3 separate regions of the Homo sapiens genome follow, and all the other regions are linked to region 3. A link is a loop called in an ENCODE intact Hi-C map of the cell type or tissue named here. Cell type or tissue: endothelial cell of umbilical vein. All regions are shown on one strand. Region 1 has its middle 150 kb from the start of HUWE1. Region 2 has its middle 48 kb from the start of HSD17B10. Region 3 overlaps IQSEC2 (IQ motif and Sec7 domain ArfGEF 2).

Region 1 (2,500 bases), 520 kb after region 3:
GCTATAGAACACTAGAACTTATTCCTCCCATCTAGCTATAATTTTGTTTCTGTTAACTAGCTTTTCCCTACCCTACCTTCCTCCCTCCCCTTTCCAGCTTTTAATGACCATGATTCTACCTTCTACTTTTATAAGCTGAATTTTTTTAGCTCCCACATATGAGTGAGAATTTCTGGCATTTATCTTTCTGTACCTGACTTATTTCACTTAACATTATATCCTATCCTCCAGGTTCATCCAGGTTGCCATGAATGACAGAATTTCATTCATTTTCATAGTTGAATAGTATTCCACTGTGTATATGTACCACATTTTCTTTATCCACTCATCTGCTGATGGACATTTAGGGTGATTACAAATTTTGGCTATTGTGAACAGTGCTGCAATAAACGTGAGGTTGCAGAGATCTCTTTGATATATTGATTTACTTTCTTTTGGATAAATACCCAGCAGTGGGATTTACGGATTATATGGTAGTTCTATTTTTAGTTTTTTGAGAAACTTCCACACTTTTTTTCCATAATGGCTGCACTACTTTACATTCCCAACAACAATGTATAAGAGTTCCCTTTTCTCCACATCCTTATCCACATTTGTTATTTTTTGTCTTTTTGTTTTTGTTTTCTTTTTTTTTTTGCTTTCCACATATTCTAATTTGTCTTTTTGATAATAGCCATTTTAACTGGGGTGAGATGAAGTTTCATTGTGGTTTTGATCTGCATTTCTCTGATTAGTGACGTTGGGCATTTTTTCATATACCTTTTGGCCATTTGCATGTCTTCTTTTGAGAAATGTCAATTCAGATCATTTGCCCATATTTTAATTGTATTATTATTGGGTTTTTTGCTGTCGTTATTTGAGTTCCTTATATATTCTGGTTACTAATCCCTTGAGAGCCTCTCAAACCTTTACTGTGGATGTGCATGCTCACAGTTATACACATTCTCCCAATCTCATAGAGTCCTGTTGGCAACAGTAAGCTACCTTCTTTTTCCTAGGGCAGTACACTGAAAGGCTGTAACATTGGATGCATGCTCCACTCCTCTCCCTCCCTCCTGAGGAAGAAGTCTCGGGGTCCCGTTCCTTCTCCTGATCCTACAGAACTGTACTGGCTGCGGTATGCTGTCCACCTTTTATCTTTTCTCTTGGCTGCCCCCAGGTGTTCAAACTATGCCAGTTCCCTCAGAAATCTCATACTGGAGATTGGTTGAGATAGGACAGAAACAGGTCCCTCAGGTAGTGCCTCAAAATACTAAGGATGTTGAATGCATGTTCCACTACATCTTCCTCCTGAAGAAGAAGTCGTGGGCTGAGACCATCTCTCTCAGCACTGAGCTGGCCCAGTGTAAGGGGGTGGCTTACGCAGGTAAAGTGAAATTCCTTTTCTTACTTGTTTCAATGTGGCTGTTACTGATTTTGTGCTTTTTTGAAGAACGACAATTTCTTAACTGGATTCTGAATTACTAATAAAGGTATTTTGGTCTCTGTATTGTTAAATTGGTGTTTCTGTGGTGGGATCAGGGCTAGGACTTCCTATTCTGCCACTTTGCTGACATCACTCCTAGATCTTACTTATCTAATAGAAACACTTACAAGCATATATTTCCATCTAAGCACTATTTTTACTAAATCCCATAAAATTTAATTTGTTGTGTGTTTCATTTTCATTTTGTTCAAAACAGTTTTCTAATTTCCCTTATGATTTATTTCTTTACCCATGGATTATTTGGAGTGTGTTGTTTAATTTCCAAATTTTTATTGATACATAATATTTGTACATATTTATGAGGTACATGTGATATTTTGTTACCTGCATGTATGTGTAATGATCAAGTTGGAGTATTTAGGGTATGCATCACCTCAAGTATTTATCATTTCTATGTGTTGGGGACATTACAAGTCCTCTCTTCTAGCTATTTTGAAATATACAATACATTGTTGTTAACTGTAGTTATCCTACTCTGTTATTGAACATTGGAACTTATTCCTTCTGTATAACTGTATGTTTGTACCCATTAACCAACCTCTCGGTTCATCTCCCTAACACATATCCTTCTCAACCTCTAATATATATCATTTTACTTTCTACCTCCAGATCAACTTTTTTAGCTCCCACATATGGGTGAGAACATGTGATATTTGTATTTTGGTGGTTGGTTTATTTCACTAAGCATAATGACCTCCAATACCATCCATGTTGCTATAAATGACATGATTTCATTTTTTATGGCCAAATAATATTATACTGTGTATACATACCACATTTTCTTTATCCATTCATCTGTTGATGGACACTTACCTTGAGTCTATATCTTTGCTATTGTAAGCAGTCCTGCAATAAACATGGGGGGGTGCAGGTATTCTTTAATATGCTAATTTAATTTCCTTTGGATAAATACCCAGTAGTGGGATTGCTAGATCATATCTTAGTTCTATTTTTAGTTTTTTGAGAGATCTCCATACTGTTTTTCATAGTGGCTGTATTAATTTACATTTCCAC
Region 2 (2,500 bases), 170 kb after region 3:
CTTTTCCCGTTTCAATATTTACATCTGACGCCCAATAAAAAATTATCAAGCATGCAAAGAAACAGGAAAATACAACCCATAATGAGGGGAAAAATAATCCACAGAACATGACCCAGAAATGATCCAGATGATAGAATGAGTAGAAAAAGGACGTGAAAACAGCTGTTATAAATATATTCCATACATTCAAGAAGGTATAGGAGCGGGGAATGGTGGCATGTGCCTGTAGTCCTAGCTACTCGGGAGGCTGAGGCAGGGGGATCATGTGAGCCCAGGAGTTTGAGGCTGCAGTGAGCTGTGATCACAGCTCTGCTGTACTCCAGCCTGGGTGACAGAGTGAGACCCTGTCTCTCTCTCTTAAAAAAAAAAAAGGCATAGGAAAGCATGAGTATGACTGAAATCGAGCACCAAAGGAAGACCCTTCCCTGTTGTCCCTGCACCCACCTTAGTTCAGGGTTGAGATCAGTCCTTGGAGAGAATACGGCTGTGACTCTTTGAATGGCAGAATTTGCTGGAAATCTGCTTGCTGGAACTTGCCAGAAATCCACCATCTAGAGTGCCAGTGAAAGCTGTTCATGGGGAGGTGTCTCACTGGAGGCACTCTGCCACAAAACTACCTGAGGGAGAGTGCCAGGGGATGTTGCTGGCTACTGGGTGCTGTTGGCTGCCCTGCACTACAAAAGCTGGAAAATGGAGAAGCTGTGAGTCCTTCAGGAGCCAGAGGCAAACTGCTACTAACCCATCTGATGGGGAATTCCAGAGGGAGGCTGCTGGCTACTGGGTGCTGCTGGTCACCACACACTGTGGGAGCCAGGCACTGGAGAAGTTGTAGGACTCTGTTGCTATAGAAAGCTGCAGACACTGCAGTAACCTGCAAAGTGGGCACTCCAGCACCGGGAAGCAAAACCTTTTTCCTTCTTGAAATGTCTCTCCAGTGCCCTCTACTGGCAAAGCTTCAGTGCCAGGTGGCAAAGGAAACAAGTAAAGGGACCAGATCTGTTTTCACAGAGCAGGCAGAAGAGTGAATTTGAAGCTGAGAGGTAAAAATTGGTAAGTGGTACAGTCCACCCCTTTGACTTCTTGGCTTTCATGTGCACATATTTGAATTCTTGTACAACAAAACAGCTTGGGCGAGGTGGGAGGATCATTCGAGGCCAGGAGTTTGAGGTTATAGTGAGCTATGATCCCGCCATTGCACTCCAGCTTGGGTGACAGTGCAATACTCTGTCTCAAAAAAAAGAGAATAACACAACTTTACTCCTACCCAACAAGATATAGCTATCCTTCTTACAAGGGAGGAAGTTGTTACCCTTTCACCCAAATGAGAAGACACATCACTTTCTGTATTAATTACTCCTCAAATTTAGCCATGGTCCTGCTGATATCCTAGTACCTAAAGAGTAAATTGTAAAATTACCTTCCAACTTCTTGTATATAAAATAAAAATGGGAAAAAGAGAAAAAGAACATGGCTAGATTATGCAAATAAACACATACATATAACAAGCAGAAGGCAAATGAGGAAAGGTAATATAGTACTCATTTCTGTAATTGATCTCAAGGCTGTAATTGACATCTATGGCTTCCTTCTTCTGTTATTATCCATTCTGCATTTCCCCTGCCTTCATTCAGAACCTCAGATGCTCTTTTCTACCTGAAGGAGTCACCCAAACTTTCATTCTGGAAGGGTCTGAGTACTTGATCATCCTGCCTGTTTTGAGTTACTAGAGTTTAACCTTTTAATGGAGTTTAACCATTAATCTTTACTATGGGGGCCAGGCACGGTGGCTCACACCTGTAATCCCAGCACTTTGGGAGGCCAAGGCAGGCAGATCACCTAAGGTCAAGAGTTTGAGACCAACATGGCAAAACCCCGTTTCTACTAAAAATACAAAAATTAGCCAAGCGTGGTGGCATGCGCCTGTAGTCCCAGCTACTCAGGAGCCTGAGGCAGGATAATCACTTGAACCCGGGAGACGGAAGTTGCAGTGAGCCAAGATCGTGCCACTGTACTCCAGCCTGGGTGACAGAGTAAGGCTCCGTCTCAAAACAAAAAACAAAACAAACAACAACAACAACAATAACAAAACTTTACTATTAGGCATGGAAGTACTAAGAGGCACCCCAGATAATTCTCCGGGTTGCAAACATGGTCCTCTTTGCCTCCCTTGTGTAGCAACAGCTCAACTTCCACTTGGTAATTAGGATCAATCACTCGAGCCAGTAAATTAAGTCTTACCTCATCCCCTTTTTTGGCTTGTGGTTTCATTGGCATAAGGAGCCCAAAATGTCACACATTTTTCACTTTCCAATTCACTGGAATTATTGTTGTGTCCCCTGGAAGAAACAGTCTCCCTTTGAGGACTAAGATCTCCAAACTAGCAAAGCTCAAAATTGCTGAGACAGGAAGCAAAAATTCTGTGAGTAGGTTATTAGTTGTAATAATGAGAGGAGCTACTCCTACTTCTACCCCTTGGTTTCAGGACCCATTTATTCTGGCT
Region 3 (2,500 bases):
TACTGAACTCATAAAAAAACAAAACAAACAAACAAAAAACCTCCCCATACACATATCCTGCTGGGCCCATACCTCTGTGTGTTTGCTCATGCTGGCCCCTCTGCCTTAACCTCCCTTTTGCCCCCAATTCCCACCAACCCACATGCTGTCCTTCTTCACCTAGCTAACTCAAACTCATCCTCCAAGCCTCAGCTCAGGTATCACCTCCTCCAGTAAGCCTTCCCTGACAGTCCAGGGTGATGTCTCTCCTTTGAGCACCTGTGGCCCCCTGTGCTCCCCTCTGGCATGACACACTGGATAGCACACTGCAATCGTCTATTTCCACCACCACCTTCTCCACCCAATTATGAGCACCTTGAAGCCAGGAACTATATACTAATCATAGAATTCTCTGCCTGTGATGGCACAAGGCATGGCACATCCTGGCATGCAATGTTCACTGGACTGACCTCTCTCTCTGAAATGTGGTGAGCTGCCACATGGTTTCTCCTCCTGTCCTCCCACAGCACAGAGCTTTACAGAGTTATTATTAATAATAATGGCTATCGCTGAGTAAACACATACTGTGTGCTCAGCGCTTCACCTACGTCATCTTATTTAATTTTCACAACCATCACAATGAGATGGGTTGTTTATGAATTGGCTGGCATATCAGATATACAGTTGTGAGAGATGCCTCTCAGATTTATAAGAAAATGTGGGGGAAGAGCCAAGTTAGGTACTTTTCATCACAGATATAATGACAATAATTCTAAAGTGGTTATATGAAGGAAAATATTGGTTTTATTCAGGTGAATGCAGTATGCTGTATCCTGGAATCCAGCAGGAAATCACAGGGCCTGGATATGCAGTCCTATCACTCCTTTAAAAAGGTATAAAAATCACATCGCTCCAACGAAATGCACTAGTGAAACATTAGTGAAATGGTACCTATTAGGTGATGATAGTGATACATTTACATCTAAAATGTTGGAGGAATAATCCTGATCAGCCGTGTAGCTCTGGCTTGTCATCTTTGTTTTGAAAGGGATGCGATGCATCGGTCTTTGCATTGTTGTGTGTTTGCCACATTCCGCCTCTAGGGGGCAGGGCAGTCTCATGTATTATTTTCCATTCTCAGCTTTCCAGCCTGATCAGGACCTTGATGTACGGTATGCCAGGCAGCCAGGAAATTTTCTGATACAATTTTTTTGAGGGAGGTAGGGGGCTGGCAACATGAATCTCATGCATCAGAAAATACAGTTTTATTCCTATTTACTACTTGAGAAAACTGAGGCTCTGAAAGTGAAGTGATTTGCCTAGAGTTACACAAAGTCCTTCCATGGCACCACACTTTCTCTGAATGCTAAGGTCCCAGAGAGCTTCAGCTACTAAGCACTGGGGAATGGGCTTCCCCGTGTAAATGCTTCCAACAGGCAGGCTTGGAGAGAAACCAAATACCATGAGGAAGTTATAGTAACTGGCAAATTATGTTGCCCTAAACGAGCTTCCCCAAAAGAGGAAGTAAGTCACTTACTAAGCATTCTTCCCCATGACCAATGTTTATGATCCTGCCAGGGAACACTGCAGTGAGTGAGGCAGAGGGGCCAAGTCTTATGTCAACCCTGAGATACCATGTCCAGCTCAGGGTCTGAGCTCAAGAAAGGTTTGATGGATAAATAAGCAACTTCCCACTGGGCTGAGTGAACTGCACACAGGTCCTGTGCAGGCCTCTTTGCTCCTTTCAGAACAGAAGACTTGGCATCGAGGGTCAGGACCACAGCCTGACATGGCAGGGAGAGATAATGATCAGCAGATTGGTCTAAATGTCTCCAAAGTCTCGTCCAAGTCTGCTACCTTGACATTCTATGAATCGGAAGGCTGGTGAGCGTGAGAAGAGACAGCAAAGGCCAAAATGGCTCCAGGGAGCATGAGAAAAAAGCCACAGAAAAGCCAAAAGAATTTATTTTTCCTTAGGGATGGGATCTCAATTTGTTGCCCAGGCTGGAGTGCAGTGGCACAATCATAGTTCACTGTAACCTCAACCTCCCTGGCACAAGTGATCCTCCCGCCTTGACCTCCCAAAGTGCTGGGAGCTACTGTGCCTACCCCAAGAGAATTCTGAAGTTGTCATTTCTTACTACAGGAGTCCTGGAAGGAAGAAAAAATTAGGTACCTTTGGCTATTAGTTCAGCAGGACTCAATCAGACATTCATTTATCTACTCAGTATTTATTAAGCAGCTACTATGTGCTGTGCTATGTGTTTCCAAGCTTTTAGCTCCTTCACTCATGCCCACAGCACCTAACACAGAACCTGACACACAAAATGCACTCAGTATATGTCAGTTAAATGTAAATCTGAAGGGGGTCTCAGTCTAACAGAGGGGACATGAGATGTAAACAACCATGAAGGAATAAAAAGGGGCAATGTGCTCATTGAGAGGGTCAAGGATAGACCAAACATCAGAGACACCAGCAAACAGACATAGGAGAGGTAACAGCTGAGTCCAGCCTGGGAAC

Evidence for each region. A loop is a pair of places that touch in the nucleus more often than their neighbours do. Peaks named below come from ENCODE experiments on the same cell type or tissue, not always from the same donor. Only the 100,000 strongest peaks of a DNase experiment are listed, where the experiment ranks them.
Region 1: a loop joins it to region 3, with 10 times the contacts of the local background. A loop is called at or near these places in 8 of 110 quality-filtered maps.
Region 2: a loop joins it to region 3, with 11 times the contacts of the local background. A loop is called at or near these places in 28 of 110 quality-filtered maps.

What each region holds. Positions count from the first base shown.
Region 1 is chrX:53,830,933-53,833,432 of GRCh38, forward strand. No RefSeq gene overlaps it. Among named protein-coding and RNA genes, the nearest start is that of HUWE1, 150 kb to the left of the region's middle. In endothelial cell of umbilical vein, a CTCF peak has its summit at 1,163 (motif pointing left); a DNase peak (open chromatin) is centred at 1,159.
Region 2 is chrX:53,481,353-53,483,852 of GRCh38, forward strand. No RefSeq gene overlaps it. Among named protein-coding and RNA genes, the nearest start is that of HSD17B10, 48 kb to the left of the region's middle. In endothelial cell of umbilical vein, a CTCF peak has its summit at 955 (motif pointing left); a DNase peak (open chromatin) is centred at 919; H3K27me3 peaks cover 162 bases.
Region 3 is chrX:53,312,055-53,314,554 of GRCh38, forward strand. The region is part of intron 1 of IQSEC2 (IQ motif and Sec7 domain ArfGEF 2); the gene reads right to left. Among named protein-coding and RNA genes, the nearest start is that of IQSEC2, 8.0 kb to the right of the region's middle. In endothelial cell of umbilical vein, a CTCF peak has its summit at 1,094 (motif pointing right); DNase peaks (open chromatin) are centred at 1,107 and 1,477; H3K27ac peaks cover 619 bases.